2 separate regions of the Homo sapiens genome follow, and region 2 is linked to region 1. Evidence: read pairs that join two places in POLR2A ChIA-PET (ENCODE). Cell type or tissue: PC-9. All regions are shown on one strand.

Evidence for each region. Peaks named below come from ENCODE experiments on the same cell type or tissue, not always from the same donor. Only the 100,000 strongest peaks of a DNase experiment are listed, where the experiment ranks them.
Region 2: POLR2A ChIA-PET joins it to region 1 with 5 read pairs; 2 of 35 experiments call an interaction of 5 or more read pairs at or near these places.

What each region holds. Positions count from the first base shown.
Region 1 is chr10:28,526,823-28,534,822 of GRCh38, forward strand. It overlaps WAC (WW domain containing adaptor with coiled-coil), which reads left to right and starts at 6,296. Exons shown (of 14, transcript NM_016628.5): 1 at 6,296-6,798; 2 at 7,176-7,212. The coding sequence starts at 6,758. WAC-AS1 (WAC antisense RNA 1) reads right to left here and starts at 5,532. Exons shown (of 3, transcript NR_033805.1): 1 at 4,913-5,532. RefSeq lists silencers at 5,550-5,969, 6,340-6,489, 6,700-6,779, 6,930-7,039, 7,050-7,299 and enhancers at 5,696-6,379, 6,000-6,189. In PC-9, CTCF peaks have their summits at 5,971 and 6,199; a DNase peak (open chromatin) is centred at 6,239; H3K4me3 peaks cover 3,313 bases; H3K27ac peaks cover 2,114 bases.
Region 2 is chr10:27,135,379-27,143,378 of GRCh38, forward strand. It overlaps YME1L1 (YME1 like 1 ATPase), which reads right to left. Exons shown (of 19, transcript NM_014263.4): 4 at 7,009-7,107; 5 at 898-1,007. Among named protein-coding and RNA genes, the nearest start is that of YME1L1, 15 kb to the right of the region's middle. RefSeq lists an enhancer at 98-267. In PC-9, no CTCF peak of the experiment used is centred here; no DNase peak of the experiment used is centred here.

The sequences.
Region 1 (8,000 bases):
CTGGTTTCCCTGCTCCTTGCCTTGCAATACAGATATTTTCAACACAGTAGCCATGTCATTTTCTGCTCATAACTTTTCAATGGCTTCCCAATTAACTCAGAATAAAAGCCAATCTTCTTATAATGGCCTATAAGATTCTTCACAGTCTGTTCCTCCACCCACTTCTTTAACCTCACCTCATTTCCTAATATTTTCCCTCTCAGTCACTGCCCTTCAATCACAGAGCTTTCCTTATTATTTCTGAACACATTAGGCAGTCTTTCCTCAGGACCTTTGCTCTTGCTGTCCCCTTTGCCAGAAACATTCCTTTCCAGACACCTGTATAGCTTGCTACCTCATCACCTTCAAATCTTTGCTCAAACGCCATGTGCTCAATAACCACTCTACTTGAAAACATTACTCCTCCATCCAACACTTTACCTACTGTTCTCTGTAGCACTTATTACTTTCTAAATTACTATGTCATTTGATTTTGGTGATGATGAGGCTTAAGTGGAATCAGTATATTCTATTATTTTATAATCTTCAGCAGCATGCAACTGCTCAGAGGTGCTCAGAAAATGAATGGTTGGATTAACTCAGGTTGAAGTTTCGCCAGACACAGGTAAAGGGTTTAGGGTATGCTTCTCAATATTAGCTGAACTTTAGTATCTATTACTTGGAAGAACTTTAAAAAATGGCCAATCTTGAGTCAGTAAGTAATTCTCCCAAGATCTGTTGATTGCATTATTTACATCATCCCTGCCTAGTACCATATGTTGATATGGTGACGTCCTGGTGTTTACTCCCCTTTCCTAGATAGTAATTTTTGTTGCAGTTTCTTATTTTTCGTCATAATTGAATGAAAGCTTCATATCACAAATCTGAGATCCCAAAGCATCTCCTTTTAGTTATGTATTATTCTTAAAATACAAACTCCATAAGAGCAAAACCCAAGTGACTTTGCTTAACACTATGTTCCTAAGACTTGATACGCAGAACTTCAATACTATTTTTTCAAAATGAATAACCACCAGTAGCGAAACATGTATGTGCCAGGTACTGCTAAATTATTTACACAATTTCAATTACTTTTCACAAACAGTACTATACCCTATTAAGTGAAGTTTAGAGACAAAGCAGGATAATCCTCAAGACTAGTAATTTGCCCAAGGTGATGTTGGTAGTCAATAATGTAGCCTGAGCTCTACGCAATGTCATACTGATTCTAAAACCCACGCTTTTAATCACTATACTAGGCTGAGTTTGTGAGGAAGGCAAGGACAGAGAAAAAAGAGATAGAAATGAAGTATGTGAAAATTTTTGGAAATATATCCTTATGATGTTTTAGAAATTGCAACAAAGCTTTTTAAAGTCCCTTTTGGCCAGGCGTGGTGGTTCACGCCTGTAATCCCAGCACTTTGGGAGGCGGAGGTGGCAGGTCACAAGGTCAAGAGATCGAGACCATCCTGGCCAACATGGTGAAACCCCATCTACTAAAAACACAAAGATTAGCTGGGTGTGGTGGCACGCACCCATAGTCCCAGCTACTTGGGAGGCTGAGGCAGGAGAATCGCTTGAACCCGGGAGGTGGAGGCTGCAGGGAGCTGAGATCACACCACTGCACTCCAGCCTGGCTATAGAGTCAGACTCTGTCTCAAAAAAAAAAAAAAAATCCCTTTCACAACTAGAGGCTTGAGGATTTCACTTTTTGGTTCTTCCTTCAGTTCTTCCTTCAATAGAATCACATTAAAATCTTGGTCAACCTATATATAACCTATGAGTTGATAGTTTTTCCCCTCTATTGGTTGGTATGTATTCAGTCTACAGGTTGAAATATGGGTCTTTTACTCATTTGCAAACTTGATATTTCTCATTAGATAGCAGTGTAAATAATCTGCTTTAAGATTTGCTATACATGCAAATTCATGTACATTTTTTAATATCTATTACAATATTTTGCCTGTATTAGGAATAATCTAGCTTTATCCTCCATCTTATTTGTGAGAACAGGACTGGATTTGTAATTCTTTTATTCTTTCACAAAGCAAACAGAAATAGAACCCAAGCTTTTTCCTCTTGAGAATTCAATTTTGCTATTTTTATCGTATACGTTTCTGCAGGCAAATATCCTTTAATTCAACAAATATTTATGGTATGCCACATGAAGCATTCATTCTAGTGGGAAACAACCAATAAACAAAATATATGGCAAATGGTTTAGGAAAAATAGATCAGGGTTAAGGGAGCAACATGGTGGTAGGGCGCCATCATGTAGAGTTCTCAATTAAACAAGACAAGACTTAAGCAGAGACCTGAAGAAGTGAGGGTGTGAGCCAAGCAAGTACTAAGGGGGAAGAGGATTCCAGGCAAAGGGACAGCAGTGCAAAGGTCCTGAGGCAGAGGCATGCTTGGTATACTGGAGAAAACAGGGAGGGAGGGTAGAATGGTGGGAAAAGAATGAGAAAGCAGGGCTGAGCGCGGTGGCTCACGCCTGTAATCCCAGCACTTTGGGAGGCTGAGGTGGGTGGATCACGAGGTCAAGAGATGGAGACCATCCTGGCCAACATGGTGAAACCCCGTCTCTACTAAAAATACAAAAATTAGCTGGGTGTGGTGGCACGTGCCTGTAGTCCCAGCTACTCAGGAGGCTGAGGCAGGAGCATTGCTTGAACCTGGGAGGCAGAGGTTGCAGTGAGCCAAGATCATCCCACTGCACTCCAGCCTGGCGACAGTGAGAATCAGTCTCAAACAAAAACAAAAACAAAAACAAAAAAAGAGCAAATAAAGAAGTCAGTGGATAAGAAGCCAGAAGTAACAGGCAGTTTACATATGGCCTAGTGGATCATGGCTATAACTTTGGCTTTTATTCAAGATTGGAATATTATCTGACTTTTTAAGGGATTACTGCACTGTATGAGACAGCAAACAATGTGGAAGCAGGCATAGAAGGGCAAGATCAGTTAGAAAGCCTTTGCCACGGTCCAGGTTTAATGATGGTGGCTTGGACCAGAGTGAACTTGCTGGAGGTGGGTTACAGAGATCAGATTGTGGATACATTTTGAAGGTAATGCTGGCAAAATTTGTTGATGGAGTCAATGTGAGATATAAAACAATCAAAGATGACTCCAAAGTTTTTAGCCTCCACTAGAAGAATGGAGTTGTCATTTCAAGAGATTGGGAAGATCTCAGCAGGACTTGTTTGGGGTGGGGGGAGATTAAGAGTTTCGTTTTGAATACATTAAGTTTGTGATGCCTGTTAGAAACTCAAGCAGTGCTATACAGTAGGCAGTTAAGTGTGAGTCTTGTGTTCAGAGGAAAGGTGTGGACTGGAAATTCAAATGTGGGTTTCATCCAGCCAGAGATCTGAATGAGATTGCCTAGGGAGAGAGAACAGAGGAGTGCGGGTTGTAAGATTTGAATCTCACGCCACTCCAGCATTTAGAGGCTGGAAAAGAAGGAGAAACCAGTAAGGAGTCTAAGGAACAGCCATTTGGGAAGGAAGAGAAGCAAGAAAGAAAATGAAATCCTGGTAGGCAAGATAAGGAACTTTAAGGAGAAGAAAGTTATCAGCTGTGTCAAATGCTGCTGACAAGTGGAGATGAAGACTGAGAAATAAAAATCAGACTTGAAAACATGGATGCTACAGATGATCTTGAACAGGTCCAGAAGTGTGGGAATGAAGTCTGTGGGTTCGAGAGAGAAGTAAAGATAAAGTATTTCTGTAAAGGAGAGCAGATCAGACTTTTGATAATGTGGTTTTATTTAGAGACAGTGTCTCACTGTCACCCAGACTGGAGTGCAGTGGCAAGATCTTGGCTCACCACAACCTCCGCCTCCCAGGCCCAAGTGATTCTCCTGCCTCAGTCTCCCGAATAACTGGGATTACAGGCGCACACCACCACACCTGGCTAACTTTTATATTTTTAGTACAGATGGGGTTTCAAAATGTTGGCCAGGCTAGTCTCAAACTCCAGACCTCAAAATGATCCACCTGACTTGGCCTCCCAAGGTGCTGGGATTACAGGCATGACCCACTGCATCCGGCCTATTTACTTTTTGAGACAGGGTCTCCCTCTGTCGTCCAGGCTGGAGTGCACTGGTGTGATCATGACTCACTGCAGTCTCGAACTCCTGGACTAAAGTGATTGTTCAGCTTCAGCCTCTGGGAGTAGCTAGGAATACAGGCATGCATCACCATGCCTGGCTACTTTTGAGCAAATGGTTTATACCAATTTCAGCAGACATCTAGTTATCAAACAAATTAGTAGTAATTTTGCTGCCAGTTTTCAAAGTTTCTATGAAATGTTATTTGTTGTACTCCTCTGATGTTTGTCTTCAATGGATTCACTACAAATATGTCAGAAATTACATGTTAAGATGCTACCGAATTTTTTTGTTTTCATAATTTCAGTCACTGTCAATTTTTTTTTTTAGTTACTGGTAGTTTAAGAGAGCATTAAATAGGCTTTTTATTGGTCTGCACATCTCCACAAACAGCAATAAGCTCTACATCTGGCAGATGGATGTGACAAATAAGATTATGTAATTAAAATTTTTTTTCCAACCAGTTGTGATTTCAGAGCCTTTCTCCCTACATCATTCCATCTCTCCATTCTATTAGGTCTAGCAATAACGTAACTTCTTGGATACCAAGTAAATCAGTTACTTTTTATTTTTTGGAGGGGGTTGTTTCTTCTGACTTGTTTACTATTTGCCTCTTCTGTGTTAATCACCTAATTATGTTTACCACAATTCTTTTCATTAAACTATGTTGCCTTACAAATAGTGCAAAAAAAAAAAAAAAAGTCAACCAATCACCCGAATACCACCACTCTCAACTAACGGTTGTTTGGTATACTTCACGTTTCTTCTCTCAATGTACCTGCAGCAGTACATAAAATCAAATTTGTAGCAATTTCACTTAACACACCTGAGAACTTTCACATGAATTTTCTTTCACCAATGGACTTCAGCGAGGAAGAAACAGAGGAGGGAAAAGTGAGAGATAAAGAGAGGGTGGGCAGGGCACCGCTGGGTATGGAAAACGTTAGAAAGGGATGGAAAACGTTAGAAAGGGGTGAAAAGCCGAGCGCAGTGGCTCACGCCTGTAATCCCAGCACTTTGGGAGGCCGAGGCGGGAGGATCGCTTCAGGCCAGGGGTTCGAGACCAGCCTGGGTAACACAGCGAGACCCTATCTCCGGAAAAACTTTTTTTAAAAAATTAGCCGGGTGTGGTGGTGCATGCCCGTGGTGCCAGCTACTTAGAGGGCTGAGGTGGGATGACCCGTAAGCCCCGGAGGTCGAGGCTGCAGTGAGCCGTGATCGCGTCACTGCACTCAGACTGGACGACAGCGCGAGACCTGTCTCAAAAAAAAATAACAAGGGGTAGGGTGGGGCAGTGAGATGGTTCAGCGTTGTTCCCAAGGAACTCATCTCCCTAAATTTCCAGTCTCAAGCGCCGCTTTCATTCCCTGCCCCGAGCGGCGCTCCCCGCTCCGTGCACGCATCTCCGCTGAGGGCCGCCCTGACGCACGGCCTTCTGCCTTGAACACAGAACCCCTCAGCCCTTCCTATTAGCCGTTTCTGGCCGGGACTGCACGCGCTCCTTCCTGCCTCGGGGCGCAGGGTGAGACTTACGTCTAAAGGGCGCCCGGCGAGCTCGCAGCAGCCCCTGCCCCGCGGAGGGCCGGTGGCGCGCGGCGTCCGGTGAGGGGCAGCGGCCCGGGCTCGGTTCCGGCTTCCAGCAGCGGCCCGAAGGCGCCGGAGCACGCTCCCCGCTCCCCAGAACGCAGCTTCCGCGGCTGCAGCCCAGGCAGCTCTTCGGGAAGCGTCCGCCCGTGGTCTCGCCAGGGGGTTTCCGACCTCCCCGCCCGACAGCGCAGGGGCGGGGGCCGCGGCCGGAGAGCTCGCCCGAGAGCACCCCCTCCCGCTGCGCCTCTGGGCGCACGCGCAGCCGCTGCAGCCTCCCTTATTTAGTCCGCGATGGCTTCCCTCGCGCCCCACCGTCCTCTTCCGGAAGGCGGCTCCCTCCCTGCGCAGCCCGGAGCCCCTGAGATCAGCCTCGAGCAGGCGCCCGAGCGAGACTATCCCTAAACGGGAACGGCGGTGGCCGACTCGCGAGTGAGGAAAAGAAGGAAAGGGCAGACTGGTCGCGAAGAGAAGATCCAGGCCTCAGAGGAGGAGAAAGGCCGGAGCCAGCCGAGGTTTGCCGAGGGCGGTGTTCCGGACCCGCGCGGTGCGGGGAGGAAGGCCGAGGGTGGGAGAGGAGGGGCCCGGCGGAAACTGCCGAGGTTTCCCGAAGGCGGCAGCGTCCGAGTTGCCCGGATGTAGTTGGTGGAGCGGCAGCGGCGGCACCAGCGGCGGCGGCGGCGGCGGGAGGAGGAGGAGGAGAAGAAGGACCAGGCGGCGGCAGCAGCGGCGGCGGCGGGGGGAGGAGGGGAGGAGGCGGCGGAGCAGGAGGAGGAGAAGGCGGAGGAGGCAGTCGCTCTCCGCGGGGCTGAGCCGGACGCGTCGTCTTGCCCCCCTCCCCCCGGTTCGCGGTGCCGCCGTGTAGTTGGCGCCGCTGCCCCGGCTGAGAGTGAGCGTGGTGTCGACGGAGGGAGATGGCCCGGGAGCGCCGGCGCCAGTAACTGGGAGCTGATGAGAGTCGCCGAGGGCGCGCCGGGCCCAGGTGCCGGGGCTGCCCGCCGCCCGCCGCCGCCGCCGCCTGCGCGCCCGCCCGCCTTTCGCGGCCGCTCTCCCCCCTCCCCGACACACACTCACAGGCCGGGCATTGATGGTAATGTATGCGAGGAAACAGCAGAGACTCAGTGATGGGTAAATTGTCTTTTCGTTTCGGGCCGGGCGGCGGCGGGGGGCGGCGGCGGGGGGGCTGTTCCTCCTTATCTGGAGCTGGCCGGGCCGCCATTTTTGTTGTTAACCCTGATCCGGATCGGGTTGGGGAGGAGGAGCGGCCGCGCGGGCGGGCGGGCGGGAACGCAGTGTGGCGGGGAGCGGGGGCCCGGCTTCGCGGCATTTCGCCCTCTCCGGCCCTTCCGGAGGCTCCGGGTTTGTGCCGTGTGCGTGCGGGGCTCGGCGCTGGGGCGCTCGGTAGGTCTCCCGCGGGGAGGGGCGGCGGGGGCCCCGTTTTCTTCCTCCCCGGCCCCCCACCCGCGCCGTGTCTTATGTCGCTGCCTTCTCTTCCTGTTTTTCAGCTGTCACGACCGGAGGGGGGACTCGCAGCCTTACCAGGTACCAGCCGAGGCCGGGGTGGAGGGATTGGAAGGGGCCGGAGGGGGAAGGGAGGGACTGCTACTCGAGCGCAGGCCTCAGAAGTCGATACAGGCCCTTCGGTGCAACACATCTGAAACTAGCACCGCGGATCCCCTTAAAATTCCAGGTTTGGTTCCTTTAGCGCTCTCCAGCAAGGTTTAGTGACTTATTTTGACAGGTGACTGGAGGGAGTTCGCTGATTTAGGAAAAAAGAATCATTTGCAGCCAGAAAGACCTGACTCGATTATTTGATTATTTGCGAGTGAAGGAATCGATGGGATGAGATGATAGGTGACTTACGAGGCTTATTTATTTATTTATTGTGTTGGGGGAACTGAAAAGTTAATGTAAAGGTATTAAAATTAAGTGAAGAACTTGGGTAAATAGCTAAATGACTTACAACTTTCAAGTCGGTTATAAAGTACTACCCTTTCCCCTTTTAATATTTTTGGTATACTTAATTGCCTTACAAGTAAAAGATATGTGTGCTTTTGTTTCTGTAAGAATTGAGGTCTTTGGGTACTTGGATAATCATTCTGATGTAGGTGGTTCTAGGTAGGTGGGTTCCTTTTTGTTACTGCAGTCATTGTGTGTGAAGTTCTAAGGATTATGATGAAAGTGGCCCCAATTTTCAGGAGGGAAACCTCATAATGATTGTTAACCATCAGATGACTGCAGAAAACACTTTCTACATCTTAAAGGACTAGAGAGCAGGTTTCTAACCTGATGGTTGTGTTATACAGCTGAATTTGAAAACACTGTCTTCT
Region 2 (8,000 bases), 1.4 Mb before region 1:
ATAAACCACTGATCTTAAAGTTTTCAGTCTACTGGAAAAAGATATATAAATAACTAAGTTTCTTAAATCATTTTGATATTATGTTAGAAGTATTATGTATGGTGGTAAATCAATGCTACCTCAGGAATATGGAAAAGGCCTTACAGAGAATAGGACATCTAAAACACAGGGAATAAACACTATGAACAATCTGACGGAGGCATGAATCAATAGCCTTCAGTGCTCAAGAACTGTAAGCAATCTTATATAAGACTTCAATGCCAAGAGAGGAGCAGGGAAACAGAGGGGCATATTGAATGGTGAGAAGAGAAACATGGCAGGTAGAGATCAAATGATGAAATTCCCAGTGTATCAGGTGGAGGTAAGCAATAAAGCAGAGTAATATAACTAGATCATTATTTTAGAAAGATTGATGGGTGGCAGTCTGGAGGCTGGACTGAACGCAGCAAGACTAGAGGCAAGGAGACTAAACAAGTATTCATTACAGTAATTTAGGCAACAAATAGTTATAGCCTATCTATGGCAGTGGAACAGATGTAAGAAATATTTAGGAGGTTGGATCAACAGGACTTTAGTGGTTAATGGATGTGGGAGGTAAGGCAACATGGACAAACGTAGGTTGATAGCCAGGTTTTTAGCTTGGGTGGATGCTGCTCATTAATACAGAGAACACCTCGACAGGTGTAGGTTTGTGGGAAAAAAATCTAGTAAGTGGAGAGGCAAGTCTGGTGCCCAGAAGAGTTAGAGGTATAATGATTACACAGGTTACTAATCCCTTATTATTAGTGGAAAGAAGGAAGAATATCTATCAGCCAACAAAAGAAATCAGATATTGAAGCTCCTCACTCTAACAACTTGAAAATATTTGCTTTTTGGATCATAAAAAGGTCTAATTACCTTCACGAATGATGGCGCTATATTCTGTGTTTCAGCTAATCTCTCGGAGGTAGACTGGAGACGTCGTGTCCTTGATTTCAAAGTTTTAAAACCCCGAGACTGTATGAAAACTAAATAAAACAATACCATTCACTGTCACTATAAATTGTTACAGGAAAAGAAAAATGCCTAAGATTCTAAAGTCTGACACCCTACCTGTATATCCTAGTCTATCTAATTTGCCTGACACTTCAATACGTTTTCCTTTGTTTCCTTCTTTTTTGTAGAGACGGGGTCTCCTTTTATTGCCCAGGCTGGCCTTGAACTCCTGGGCTCAAGCAGTCCTCTTGCCTCAGCCTCCCAAAGAGCTGGGATTAGGTCTGAGAACTTAAATCTATCATGCCCAGCTTATAGTTTTTTCTATCCTCCTTTTTTCAAAAGGAACTTTATTTATTTATTTATTTATTTATTTATTTATTTATTTATTTATTTGAGATGGAGTTTCACTCTTGTTGCCCAGGCTGGAGTGCAAGGCATTGCTGCTCACTGCAACCTCCGCCTCCTGGGTTCAAGCAACTATCCTGCCTCAGCCTCCTAACCTCAGGTGATCCACCTGCCTTGGCCTCCCACAGTGCTGGGATTATAGGCGTGAGCCACCGCGCCTGGCCTATTTTTTATGTTGATAGGGGATAAAGGTAAATAGAGAAGTCAGAGGGTTATACAATATAATTTAAAAAACTGAGTATCAACTCTGATAAACTGTGATTTCAAAAAAAAAAAAAAACCCAACCAAGTAATTAAAATAGATTGAATCTACACAACTGATTTTTACATGTTTTTGGTAATTACATAATGTTTTTGAAAAAAGGGTAAGTGTATCAAATTAGTGTCTTCTAATTTCTCAAGCCCCAATCCCACTTCCCAGAAGTATAACCTGTTAACAATTCTGACTACCCTTGTATGCATGCACACAGGTGCTCTTTCTATAAAAACTACTCTAGAAATAGTACCTAATTTTTTGCAATTTTCATTTTTCGTGCATATTTTTCAGAACAGAACAGTGCATTCAGTTTAATGGCTGTTTACACTTTTCCAATTTATCACAGTGCAATTCATTCAACCATTTCCCTGAACATTATTTGTTTTCTGGTTTTTATTGCTGGAAACAATACTGTGGTGAACATTCTTATATATGTATGTCAGCAGATGTAGACTGAATTCCTGAAAGAAACACTGTTAAGGTTTAAATTTTGTTTGACACTAAGAGACTACTTTCTAAAAAAGGCTGTTATCAATTTATGTGCCCACCAATGCTTATGAGTTTCCTTTTCTTCATATCCTTGCCGACACTAAATAATATGAATCTTTTAAATTTGTGCAAGTCTGACGGGCAAAAATAACAGTACCTTGTTTTACTTTGCATTTCCCAGATTACAAGTGTGGGAAAATTTTGAAAAGCTTCCTCTGTATTTTTATTGACTATTTTTATTTTTATTTCTTTAGTAAATTGACCATGCATGTCCTTTGCACATTTTTCCATTTTTATTTAGATAATATGGATGTTACAGATAGTAATCTTTAGTTATATATATTGTAAACATTTATTTTAATGTGTCTTTGTCTTTCGATCATATACAGTAATTTATTAGCTCAGTGCAGCCATACCTTTGCTGTGTTTTCTGCATTTTAACTTGATTAGAGTTTCATTGCCAAACTAAGATTTTAAAGGTAGTCTACTTACTTCTAATATTTTCAGTTTTATATTTTTGTTTTCAACCCTTTAACATATTTGGAACTTTTTTTTTTGGTATGATGTAAGAAAAGAACTTGATTTTTCCAAAACAGCCACTTAGGCTGATAACATTTGATAATCCATCATTTGCTTATTGATTCAAAATTCTTAATTTTGTTGCACTGATGTATGTCAGCACTAGGTTAAATTTTTTAATTTTAGTTATTTGTAATACTACACTACTGATTTCCATGGCTAAATATCTGTATTTTCATGTACTTAAGTAGGATAAAATCCCCTTCATTAGTATTCTTTTAACATGTACTCAGTTATTCCAAATTAAGTTTAAAATCAACTTCTCGATTTCCCAAGTGGGTCATTAGAGTTTTGATTGGGGTTGTATTGACTTTACAAATTTGGGTGTAAATTGATACTGTTGTAATACCTAGTTCTTCCAAATAGGATTATGGCCTTATTTTATTTCACTCAGTTCCTCTTTCATTTCCTTCAGTAAAGCTTCATACACACACGTGTGTATGTGTGTATATATCTATGTTGTATATTTCCTGTCAGGATAAAACATTTACTGGGTTTTAAAGAAATTGTAAATAAAACCTGCCGCTAGAATATAAGAAAGCTATTGATTTTTATGCATTTATCTGGTATGGACAATGCAGTGAACTCTTTATTTCAACAGCCTTTTGGATGATTTTCTTGAATTTTCTGGTAAACAATCGTTATCACCTGCAAATTATAATTTTACTCCTTCTTTTGACTTACATATGGCTCATTTCGTTTTCTTTTAAATCATATTGTTCAGAATCTCCAAATTAATGCTGAAAAAAAAACCAGGATACTCCATGTTTCTCAAATTAACAGGAACATAATAGATGTTTAATAAATTTTAAGTTTCCTTCCATTTCTAACTTTCTAAGAGTTTTCAGGAAGCACAGCAATTAAAATATATCATGTCTTTTTATCATACATTGAAATAATGATATTTTTCTTTTCTAATCAATATGATAAATTGACTTACTAATAATCTTAAATCACTTTTGTATTCCTTAATCATGATATAATATTTTTAGCACATTTCTAGATTTGCTTTCTTCAGATTTTATTTAGGATTTCTGTTAAGTGAAACACATCTATTTTGTTCCTCTGTCGTGCTTGCGTGTGTATATACATTCAGACACAGATACATACATATATACATATATATATTTTTTAGATAGGATCTTGCTGTCACTCAAGCTGAAGTACGGTGGCATGATCATAGCTCACTGTAACCTTGAACTTTGGGCTCAAGCAAACCTTTCACCTCAGCCTCCCAAGTATCCAGAACTACAGGGGCATGATACCACGACGGGCTAATTTTTGTTGCTGTTGTTGAGATGATGTCTGGGCTTGTTTTGAACTCCTGGCTTCAAGCGATCATCCCAAAGTGTTGGGATTACAGGTGTGATCCACAGTGCCTGGCCTTATGCTAATACTAAAAAGTTTTACTAACAGCAATCTCATGGAATAAATAGGGAACTCTATCTTTTTCTTTTTAATAAGGTTTTAAATTAAAAAGAAACTCAAGATTCTAGAAGAATGCAGCCATAAAAATTATCTGAACCTAGTGCCTCTGGGGCAAAGGGACAATATTTTTAAAATACTGTCTTTTAAACTTCATGGTTATTATCCTATCTCTTCTTGGGTTAACTTTGTTAATTAATTGCTTAGACAATTGTCCATTTCAACATATTTTTATTTTTGACATAAAGTTACACATACTACCTTGCAATTTTAAAACCTTCACATATCCATGGCAATTCCCACTCATACTTCTAATACTGTCTGTATTTTCCTGTTGTTTCTTAATCAGAATTGTTAAATTGTTCCTTTTTTTATACTAAATTTGTTTTTGGTTTAATTAAAACTATTTCCACCTATTATTTTAAAATGTTTGCTTTGTGTGTATTAATTTCTTCTATTATTTTTCAGAAATTCAATTTATTTTCTATCTTTATATCTTAAATTTTTTTTTCTTTTTGAGACAAAGTCTTGCTCTGTTGCCCAGGATGGAGGTGCCATCTTGGCTCACTGAAACTTCCATCTCCCAGGTTCAAGCGATTATCCTGCCTCAGCCTCCCGAGTAGCTGAGATTACAGGCATGTGCCACCACACCTGGCTAATTTTGTATTTCTTTTTTAGTGGAGAACGGGGTTTTACCATGTTGGCCATGCTGGTCTTGAACTCCCGACCTCAGGTGATCCACCTGACTCAGCCTCCCAAAGTGCTGGGATTACAGGCATAAGCCACTGCATCCAGCCTGATTTCTCAGTAAATTATATAACGCCCTCAATGTCATTTTGTCCTCACCAAGAGTCTGATATACAGATTTTCACTGTGGTTCATTACTGAGTGTCTGTAATCCCGGTTTTATTTCCATTCAGTCGTGAGACATTTAGAAAAGGGTTTTAAAAATTTCAAGTATTTAGGTTTTTTTTGTCTTTTTTGTTTTTTGAGACGGAGTCTCGCTCTGTTGCCAGGCTGGAGTTCAGTGGCGCGGTCTCGGCTCACTGCAACCTCCGCCTCCTGGGTTCAAGTGATTCTCCTGCCTCAGCCTCCCAAGTAGCTGGGATTACAGGCACACGCCACCATGCCTGGCTAATTTTTGTATTTTTAGTAGAGATGGGGTTTCACTATGTTGGCCAGGCTGGTCTTGAACTTCTGACCTTGTGATCCACCCTCCTCGGCCTACCAAAGTGCTGGGATTACAGGCATAAGCCACTGTGCCTGGCCGTATTTAGGTATTTTTTTAAGCTGTCTTTTCTGTTACTGGATTTTTATCTTTATTTTCTGACATTGAGAGAATCTAACCTCAGAGTTACAACATTAGGAAAATTTATTAAGATAGTTTTCATACCCTAGGTAACACACGCTCAGTTTTTATACATCTTCCAACAATAGCTAAAAACGTATCAGCTGTCTTCTTCTGTCTTCTGCATTAACTATTTCTTTAGAGGGTTATTAGTCTCTTTGCTGAAATTGGTGCCTCTCTTTTATGCTTTAAGTTTTCCTCAAATATGTGGATTCTTGGTAATCCATTTGTATTTATAAATAAGAATACAGTGATCAGGGCCTGGCACCGTGGCTCATGCTGTCATCCCAACACTTTAGAAGGCCAAGGCAGGCGGATCACCTAAGGTCAGGAGTTCTGAGACCAGCCCGGCCAACATGGTGAAACCCCGTCTCTACTAAAAATACAAAAATTAGCTGGGCCTGGTGGTGGGAACCTGTAATCCCAGCTCCTCAGGAGGCTGAGGCAGGAGAATTGCTTGAACCCAGGAAGTGCCACTGCACTCCAGCCTGGGTCACAAGAGGAAAACTCCATCTCAAAAACAAAACAAAACAAAACAAATACAGTCATCAGTATTGACTACAAATGGGTATCCTCAACACTAGCAAAAGTAAATATACTTAGAATATAAAACATGGACTATGCTAAATGAGCAGAATACTTTAGCGAATGTGTAATTCAAAACCAAAGTAATCTGGGGTGCTAGCTTCTTTCTTTCCTTGGCATCAATGCTCAAACCAGGAGTCTCCACAGACAGATGTCCCTCGACACACACACACACACACACACACACACACACACACACACACACACAGACGTCTTATTAGAAAGGTGTTTTTTGCTAATTTATCTAAAGGTTAAAGGCCATATCTGCACTGTGATTGGCCCATTTCTGGCAATCTTCAACTGTTTATTCCATCCCATCCCAGTGCCCAATTTTACTGGCTCTGGAAGTGGGGTTTTTCCTGAGTTCTACTACTGGAAACAGAAGTACTCACCTCTTTCATGACACCATTAGTCCCATGAAGGTAGAAAACATGTCTTTTTCATTTACAGTGATCACTATCACCTGACATCTATCACTAGTGCCTTGTATTCAAAAATTATATGAATAAATGCAAATTTGATTTTACTGTCAATTTGATGTCACTTATTTTACAACTTACTGAAAGCCCTCAAATTTCTCGTCCGTTAACGGAACGCTTCTGTTGTTGCTCTTTTTTTCTCATATATATATATATAAAATTAATTTCAATGGGCTTTTGAAAGTGAGGATGAGTAAGCAAATGTGGTTAGTCATTTATCTTGAAACAAGCGTAGATAAGTTCCCTGGAGTTTGATTTATTGTGGCACTATCACGCTCAAAATTTAGCTCCTATATATTTTCCAGATTAAAAATTATACAGAAGTACCCAAACTCATTAATTCCAAATACTCTTTAGGTCCTGTGAATTGCAAATGAATGTTTAGAATTAATACCATTAAGAAAGACAAATCAGACTATAGTAAATAAATATTTTTTTTTCCACAATTTATGGTTGTTGCTTCATACCTGGCCAGTACTGAAGATCTGAACAAATGCTTTGAAGAGCTCTTGAATGATGTCGATACAAGCAAGAGGAACGTAATGTACTAAATATATCTAAGTTACCTGGAGGGAAATTGCAAAAAGTAAATTTTCTAATTTCCAAACCAAAAAACAAAAATCCTATGAAATATAAATAATTCTATCAAATATTAGGGAAATCACAATATGAGTTTCAACTTTTATTTATCCATGATATGACTGCTTTTATGAAAGTATCTAAAGCATCGCTAATTTAACTACATCTCACAGTTCTTCCATTTACTAGCTATCACTTGTTGGTTACATTATTTTTATTTATTTATTGTTTTTTTGAGACGGAGTCCCGCTCTGTCGCCCAGGCTGGAGTGCAGTGGCACGACCTCGGCTCACCGCAAGCTCTGCCTCCCAGGTTCACGCCATTCTCCTGCCTCGGCCTCCCAAGTAGCTGGGACTACAGGCGCCCGCCACCATGCCCGGCTAATTTTTTGTATTTTTAGTAGAGACGGGGTTTCACTGTGTTAGCCAGGATGTGGTCTTGATCTCCTGACCTCCTGATCTGCCCACCTCGGCCTCCCAAAGTGCTGGGATTACAGGCGTGAGCCACTGTGCCCAGCCTACATTATCTTTTTTATCTGGCATACAAATGTAGCTAATGAAACTAAATTCAAATAAACAGTGATAAAAATGGCCTGGTGTGGTGGCTCACGCCTGTAATTCCAGCACTTTGGGAGGCAGAGGTGGGTGGATAACCTGAGGTTGGGAGTTTGAGAGCAGCCTGAGCAACATGGAGAAACCCCGTCTCTACTAAAAATACAAAATTAGCCGGGTGTGGTGGCACATGCCTGTAATCTCAGCTACTCAGGAGGCTGAGGCAGGAGAATCACTTGAACCCGGGAGGGAGAAGTTGTGGTGAGCTGAGATCGCGCCATTGCACTCCCGCCTGGGCAACAAGAGTGAAACTCAGTCTCAAAAACAAA